3 separate regions of the Mus musculus genome follow, and regions 1 and 3 are each linked to region 2. Evidence: chromatin loops called from intact Hi-C (ENCODE). Cell type or tissue: heart. All regions are shown on one strand.

What was found. Hi-C counts contacts between places; a loop is a spot of excess contacts. Peaks named below come from ENCODE experiments on the same cell type or tissue, not always from the same donor. Only the 100,000 strongest peaks of a DNase experiment are listed, where the experiment ranks them.
Region 1: it touches region 2 in a loop (8-fold over the local background); 4 of 42 quality-filtered maps call a loop at or near these places.
Region 3: a loop joins it to region 2, with 2.2 times the contacts of the local background. A loop is called at or near these places in 2 of 42 quality-filtered maps.

Annotation. Positions count from the first base shown.
Region 1 is chr14:119,006,227-119,008,726 of GRCm38, forward strand. It overlaps Uggt2 (UDP-glucose glycoprotein glucosyltransferase 2), which reads right to left. Exons shown (of 39, transcript NM_001081252.2): 33 at 1,837-1,921; 34 at 919-1,101. Among named protein-coding and RNA genes, the nearest start is that of Dnajc3, 70 kb to the left of the region's middle. In heart, no CTCF peak of the experiment used is centred here; a DNase peak (open chromatin) is centred at 1,415; H3K4me3 peaks cover 2,038 bases; H3K27ac peaks cover 1,885 bases.
Region 2 is chr14:118,936,055-118,938,554 of GRCm38, forward strand. Dnajc3 (DnaJ heat shock protein family (Hsp40) member C3) reads left to right here and starts at 1,878. Exons shown (of 12, transcript NM_008929.3): 1 at 1,878-2,116. The coding sequence starts at 2,035. In heart, CTCF peaks have their summits at 1,509 and 1,711; a DNase peak (open chromatin) is centred at 1,647; H3K4me3 peaks cover 1,572 bases; H3K27ac peaks cover 1,459 bases.
Region 3 is chr14:118,708,823-118,711,322 of GRCm38, forward strand. No RefSeq gene overlaps it. Among named protein-coding and RNA genes, the nearest start is that of Abcc4, 3.9 kb to the left of the region's middle. In heart, a CTCF peak has its summit at 1,063; a DNase peak (open chromatin) is centred at 1,089; H3K27ac peaks cover 492 bases; H3K27me3 peaks cover 175 bases.

The sequences.
Region 1 (2,500 bases), 70 kb after region 2:
CTCCACTCCATGCTTATCAGCAAATTCTAATATAAAACCTGAAAATACACCTTTGTCCTTGATATGTCGTTTATATCCTGTGAATTCACTTTATATACACGAACACTTAAGTATTCCTGCATTAGAAATTCTGTACACTTGTCAAATATTTTCATGATTACTGATGACAAATATCCTGAAATGAGCTAATAATTCTATACATACAGATTTGGAAATGAAGGTGGCTTTTCATTATCTCCAGCTAAATTTAGAGCCTTTCCTAAGTAAGTCATGGACAGATGGAAACTTGATGGTTTCACTGTTGATGGTGGACGCAGGAGAGAAGGGCCACACTCACCACTCACCGCTAACCTTCCCAGCAAGTCAGCAGCTAGAGGAAAACCCGTGCATACCCGCGCAGGTGCGCGGAACCCGTGCATACCCACGCAGGTGCATGGAACCTGTGCATACCCGCGCAGGTGCGCGGAACCCGTGCGTGCCCGCGCAGGTGCGCGGAACCCGTGCGTGCCCGCGCAGGTGCGCGGAACCCGTGCGTGCCCGCGCAGGTGCGCGGAACCCGTGCGTGCCCGCGCAGGTGCGCGGAACCCGTGCGTACCCGCGCAGGTGCATGGAACTGTTTTTATAACGAATAATGTACACATGTCTTAGTTTTACTTGCCAAATTATACAATAATAATAATGGCTGTTTCAGATAGGAACTGCCATGTTGTACGCAGACGGTACTTCTTGTCACACTTTCCCGTCTGCGCACGCTCTGCTAGTGTGTTTTTAAACTCCAGGTTCTTAGTGGATATAAAAAATGTCGTGTCGTGTATGTCTAAAAACTAACAGTGACAATCAATGAGCAATGCAAATCCTCATGTTCATGTTCAGTTAGATGCAAAGCAAGCTTTAGTAAAAAGTAATCGCTCTTGTTACCTGGTCAGCATCAACAAATATGACTTTGTCCACAGCCAGTGGGAAAAGGACATCAAGGAAAAGGATTTTGTAACCCCAAATGATTCGCTGCTTGTCAGTCTGTTGATGAAGCCAGTGGGGCCACTTATACTGCACAAGCTCATACTGGAATCCATATTCCTTAGCCATGTGAGGAATTACCTCCTAGACACATATAACAAATCAAACAATACATTTTAGAAGAAGCTTACTATAAATCATTATAAAGAAACTGAAAACTGCTTAAATACTATTCTAATAAACTTGTTCCCAAGCTGAAAGGGAGTGTGTGAAGGAGGAAGGGGAGGGAGCGGCAGCAGACGTGTCTGTTGGAGGAAGTACGTCACTGGAGGCGGGCTTTGAGAGTGTTGAAAGACTGCTTCAAGCTTGTGGCTCAGCCTCCTGCTCCAGCTCACGCCCACTGCTTGCTGCCTTGCTTCCCCAAACAGACTCCTCAGGAACTGAGACAGACAGGTAGTTAGGCCAATGACCTTCTGGCTGGAGGGAGGGCCTGGCTACTGTGAACAGAGCAAAGCTACAGGCTTACACCTGCGCACTCACCAGTGTTTATGTTATGCACGAAAGCACCGTACGAAGAAGAAACAGAGAGAAAAAGCAAACCAGAAAGGAAAACCCCGTTTTGAAGAGGCATTACTTTTGCCATGAAGTGCTGCAAGGTTTTTATCCAGAGAATGGTTTTTCTAATTAGTGATAGCATCTGCTAGGACGGATCCTGTATTGTGTCATCTCAGTCCATGTGTTTTCCACTCCCATGCCCTATTTGGCAAATACACATTTAAAAACCTCACATTGAAAAGGGAAATGTTTTCAGAGATTACAATGGTAACAAAGAAATTAGTATCAAGCTTTAGCCACATTGTAAAATAGCCATGTGCTTACTTTAAATGTTGGCGAGAGGTAATTCTTCAGAAACCAGAACTTCACGGGAGTTTCGGTGTTCCGCAGAACAGAAAGCATCATAATCCTAAGTCAAAGGACATGGAGACAAATACAGGGTAACTTATATTCAGAGGCCTTTAAATGATGACTTATGAATACACATTGTGAAATATGTAGAGGTAAACTAAAACACCTTCAGACATTATGGCTGTGACAATAGGCAGTGCATAAGGATGTAAGGGTGCAAATATCACAGAGCCACTGTGTGATCAATACAAGGCTTTCAGAAGAGAAGGGACTGGTGCATTCTGGGACTCTGCCATGTGGTTGCTTTACCCAGGCCTTTCAGTGAAGGAGAGAGGCGCGCCCCTGAAAGTGCTCTCTAAAGCACCAGGATCAGAACTGAAATATCTCTGAGGCATTCTTTGTGGTCCTTTATATAAACTCTTAAAAATATTCTTTAAATTCTGAATACCATCTTCTTCTTCTCCACTGACTTCGTTCTTTTTCCAAATATGATATTCCTTCATGGGAAAGGAAAATTTACAATATATATTTTTTCTCATTATCTTGTTAAATTCAACGCATTTCTAACATTAATTAAAACTATTCTAAATCAAATCAAATTAATAAAATTTAAATGTATTTTAAAACTTACATGTAA
Region 2 (2,500 bases):
ATCCGCCTGCCTCTGCCTCTGCCTCCTGAGTGCTGGGATTAAAGGCATGCACCACCATGCCCGGCACATTCTATTTCTTTGGAACAGAACAAGACCTTTCTTCCTTTTTTCACCCTTTGTAGTGTATCTTCAGGAAATCACAAATATGTTAGGTTTCAAATTTGAGACAAATGGCTGAGGTCCTATTTAACATAGCAAAGTTCTCCCAACATCCCTCAGTCCCTATGTGTTGCAGCTATGGCAGGCAAGTCCAGCCCTTTACTCAGAATTCTCCAGCTTTGGGGCTGGGCTTCCCTTCCTCCAGAGGCGCTTCCCTATATAACCCAGCCGTTTTGGCCAGCCATCTTTCTTTTTCTTTTTGGTAACCTTTGCCCTCTTGGCTGCTGCACCTGGTTCCCTTCCCCCTTTTCTCACACAGCTCAGGGCCATGTCCACTCTCCCAGATGTCTCTATCTCCCTTTTACCTACACCATACCTAAGAGCAGCCACGTCCTTTTTTTCATTCAAAAGTCATCATAATGTGTAAGTCCTTGTAAGCATGAAGTAACACTAAGGTATCAAAAGCTTTGAATAACAAACCCACGTTATTTAGCGATGTGTAAAACGTTGCTGCCATATAGTGTCTGTTCAAACAGAGCAGCTATGGGCGTAACCTACCTGATTAATTTAACGACAATCTTGTCCAAGTTCTTATGTCTTTGAATGAAATAGGCACAGTAAAGAAACCCAAATAGACACTTGGTGGGTGTATAAGAGAAAAGTTTATTCCAAACTAAGGTCATTGCTTGGGAAAGCAGAGGGCTAATACTGAAGACTGAGCAAGTAATGGGTAGGGACTTTGTTATGTAGGGTGAGCTAAAGGCACTGGAAGCATTTTAAGGATGCATCAATAGATACTTAGTCTAGGGCAGGAAATAGCCCCAGAAACCATTAAGCCAACCTAAAAAAAAAAGTGATTCTGGAAGTTTCTTTGGCGAGACTGAGAGGACTGCGGATTTTAAGAGAGCCACCCAGACCAACTGTGAGACTTGGTAGAATGGCTCTTGCATCTCTGATCCACTAGCAGACCTCAATAGTGTCAGGTCCCCCAAGAAATTCCTTTCCCCCAGGTAGGGCATCTAGACAAAAGCCAGCATTCCCTCGGGGTGGTGGTGGTGGTGAAGATAGTTCCTACTTGCTAAGTGGAGTTATTCTCCTATCTCTGGGAAAAGGGACATTTGGCTCTTCCATTAACTTATGACAGTGGGGTCTATTAGCCCGTCAAGGTCCCATATAACCCAGAAGATAAATCCCCACCATCACCCCAGCCCGCGCAGCGCTTCTCTCTGCTTTCCCGAGAGACAGCCTTCGCAGTTTGGAATAAACTTTTTTTTTCCCCTTTTCACCCACGGAGTGGCTATTTGGGTTTCTTCCCCCATTTCATTCAAGAAGTCCAGTCATCTCTCTCGGACGTCCCTGGAGACTTCCTGAGACTCTCTGGCCTTACCAGCCCAGGCGGCGGCGCCTTATCCCCCAACACTACCCGAAGGAATCTGGGCTCGCTCCAGGAACCCGCCGCCCCTGCCAAGCCAGCCCGCGAGGCCGGCCCAGAAGGGCTCTAGGGCCCGCGCATGCGGACTCGGCGGCCGCAGCCCGGCCTCCCCAGCCTCTTCCTCCTCGGCGCTCGGCGGCGGTTTGGAGCCCGCTGACAGCTCCACGACCAGCGGACGCAGCCTCGTCTTGTGCTTCCACGTTATCCTATCAGAGGCGGGGCGGGGCGCCAGCCCCCACAACCAATCAGCGCCAACCACGACCCGGGCGAGCTGGGCCGCTCTGTGGCCAGAAGGAAGGCGATTGGGCGGCGGCGGCGCCCGGGGCGTGGCTCCGCGGGCCCCGCCTACCGCTGTTTTCCGCCGCCGGGCGCCAGCCGCCGCTGAGGCCCGAGCGCTGACCGAGCGAGCGAGCGAGTGGACGGGGCGCTTCGCTGCGGGCTGTTGGCCGCGCGGGCTGCTGGGCCGCGCACCTTCCTGCTCTTCGGCTCAGGCGCCCTTGGACATGGTGGCCCCCGGCTCGGTGGGCAGCCGGCTGGGCGCGGTGTTCCCGTTCCTGCTGGTCCTGGTGGACCTGCAGTACGAAGGTGAGTCCCGCCCTGCTCCCGGGGCGGGCTTCGGGTCCCGGTCCCGGCTGGGAGCGGCGCTCCGGGGCGCGAGGCTGGGTCCGAGCCCGGTTCCGGTTCCGTGGGCTGAGAGGCGGGACTGGCGGGCCGCGCGCGCGAGGCCGGTTTCGGCGGCCTGGGCCAGCGCAGCCGGGAGTCCGGCGTCCGGGGGACCCTGGATCGGGGGTGCCGGGAGGAGGCGAAACGGCGGCATGCACGGGACGGGTCCCGGTTCCGGAGTGGCGGGCCAGGGCCCTTTCCGAAGCCAGTCCCATTCCCTCACGACCCCGCGTCGGGCGCGCAACTTAGGCTGGTGCCTGGAGAAGCCCACCTCTGGGCTCGGAGCTCCCGGCGCCTAACTTGCTG
Region 3 (2,500 bases), 230 kb before region 2:
GTGTTTTCAGACTTCCCACTGCAGGAAGGTAAGTGTTTCCATTGGAATGCAGAGCTGACCATCCAGTGGCCTCCTTCTCTGCGGTTTCTCAGATAAGGCATACATAAAAATCAACAGTCCTTACCTAAAGGCCTTACCTAATTTCTGGTGCTCTTTAAAATGTCCTGCATTGTCTAACCCAGGTGTTTAATTGTCTGCCAGTTCTACTTCAAAGCCTGAAAATTAGTTTGCGAAGTTAGAAATCTAGTGACTTGCCTTGTGTCTGCCCCATCCCCTGTGACAGGGGACCCTGCTGGGACTACGATTTGGAGGCTCCAAGCCACCAAGGAGCTTAGTCCCTTCAGTGTCTAGGGAGTAGCATGCTGACTTTTCATTTTTTAAACTAAGCTATTTTGAAACTTCTTAACATTCTTTTCTGAACATTAATTAACTAATGAGACATTTAGAAGACTTACTAAGCACCATTGTCTCAGTAAAGAGAGGGGCATTATGGGAATGGGGTTTCCATTCTTCCTTAATCTCTGGCCTTCCTTGCTCTCACTTTTCTCTGGTCTGCAATGAGATTCTGATTCCCTGCTTTTTGCCAGGTCACTGTGAGCCTCTCAGCTCCTCACTGCATTCTGAAGGCAGTGTACAAATGAGAAGGGCTGGGATTTACAAATCCTGGGGACTGGGGTATAGTTCTTGGTGAGTGATTGCTTAGCGTGAGGCCCTGGGTTGAATCCTCAGCACCACAAAAAATATGGACATGTGTATGTGTACCATGTGTGCGGGTGTGTGTGGGTGTGTAGAGAGAGAGCCTGTGTGTTTTCATTTAGTGAGTGCCTCCTTTGTACTACAGTTTGGCCAAACACTAGCATGCAAAGGTAGAAGAAGGGCCTCTATTTGCGGTTGTTTACTGGCTTGAAGTAATCCAGCATTATGAGTAAAAACAGAAACAATAACAAGTGGCGGAGCAGAAGAAACTGAGCAGCCCACATCACTGACAGAGTGGTGTAGCTGGTAGAGACTAAGGCAGGCAGGCTGAATGTCCTTCAGAAGCTGGAGTCAGGAGTGACTCAGCAGCTCCCCTGCTGGGAACACAGCCAAGGGAAATGAAAGAGCATGTCAGCGGGAAAGCTCACTGCTCCAGCACTCACACTACAGCAGCGTTGCTCAGAAGTGAGGGGAAGACCACATGCCCGTGAGGGGCGCATCAGACGTGGCACGTCCATATCACAAAATGTTGGCACTTCGTAAAGAACAGATCATGCATGTGTGTTAACAACGTGAGGGAACGTGTTCACGATACCATGCTAGGGAGCTGGAGAGATGGCTCAGTGGTTAAATGCACACGTTTCATCAGAGGACCAGGGTTCCATTCCATGCACCTACATGTTGGCTCACAGCCATCTTTAACCCCAGTTCTAGACTCTCTTTTGATCTCTGCTGGAACTGGGCATGAATGTGGTGTACACACACAAAGGCAAAACATTCCTATGTGTAAAGTTTAAGTTTTTAAAATACATAAGACATTTTTTAAATGTGGGTGGGTGGAGTTGTGGTTCTGTGTGTACCACACACACATAGGCTGTATTCTGTCTGGACTCTACCCCCACAGTTACCTGGCAACAGCCAGGTAGGCCTGGCCCACTATAGAAGGGGCTGTTTGCCCCCCCCCCCTTAATCTTATACTCTTGCCTTTTGCCCCTTGCTCCCCCTCTCTCCTCACTCCCGCCCCTCCCCCTCTTCATGTAGTCATGGCTGGCCTCTACTTCTCTACTCTCTCACTCTCTCTGCCTTTCTCTGCCTCTACTACTCTTTTAATTCCCCTCCCCAAGCCCTGAATAACTCTATTCTATACTATACCATCATGTGGCTGGTCCCTCAGGGGGAAGGGATGGCTTGGCATGGGCCCACTGAGGCACCCCCTCCCCCCATCCCTCGCCACACCCCCATAGAACATAATCATATCTCTTTATCTTTTTATAATCACAACATAGACCAAACTTGGGCCACCGAGATGGCTTAGTGGATGAAGGCAGTTGCCACCAAGCCAGACAACCGGAGTTCAATTCCTAGTCCCTGCACAGCAAAGGGGAACACTATCTCACACAAGTTGTCGTCTGAGTTCCACGTGTGCACAATGACACACATGCACACACACACACACACCCCACAGAAACACAATAAATAAAATATAAGTTTTTACAGAGCTGTTCCAAATACCATGCAATGAAATAACAGAAAACATAGCACACTAAGAGACCCATTGCTCTGAGGAAAAACAAACAAACCACAGAAGTCAGCTCAAAGGTCTGTTTTGGCTCAGACACCCTGAGTTTCTGTCCAAGGTCACTTGGTCCAGTTGCTTTGCTCTGTGGTAACCTCATGATGATCCCAGCTTGAGGCTGAGGAAGATTTTCAACTCAGTCTTTTTTAGGTAAGCAAGTGGGGAAGGGTATCCCAGCATCCACTTCAAATCAAATGACCAAGCTCCTTCCAGGAGGAAAGTGGTAAT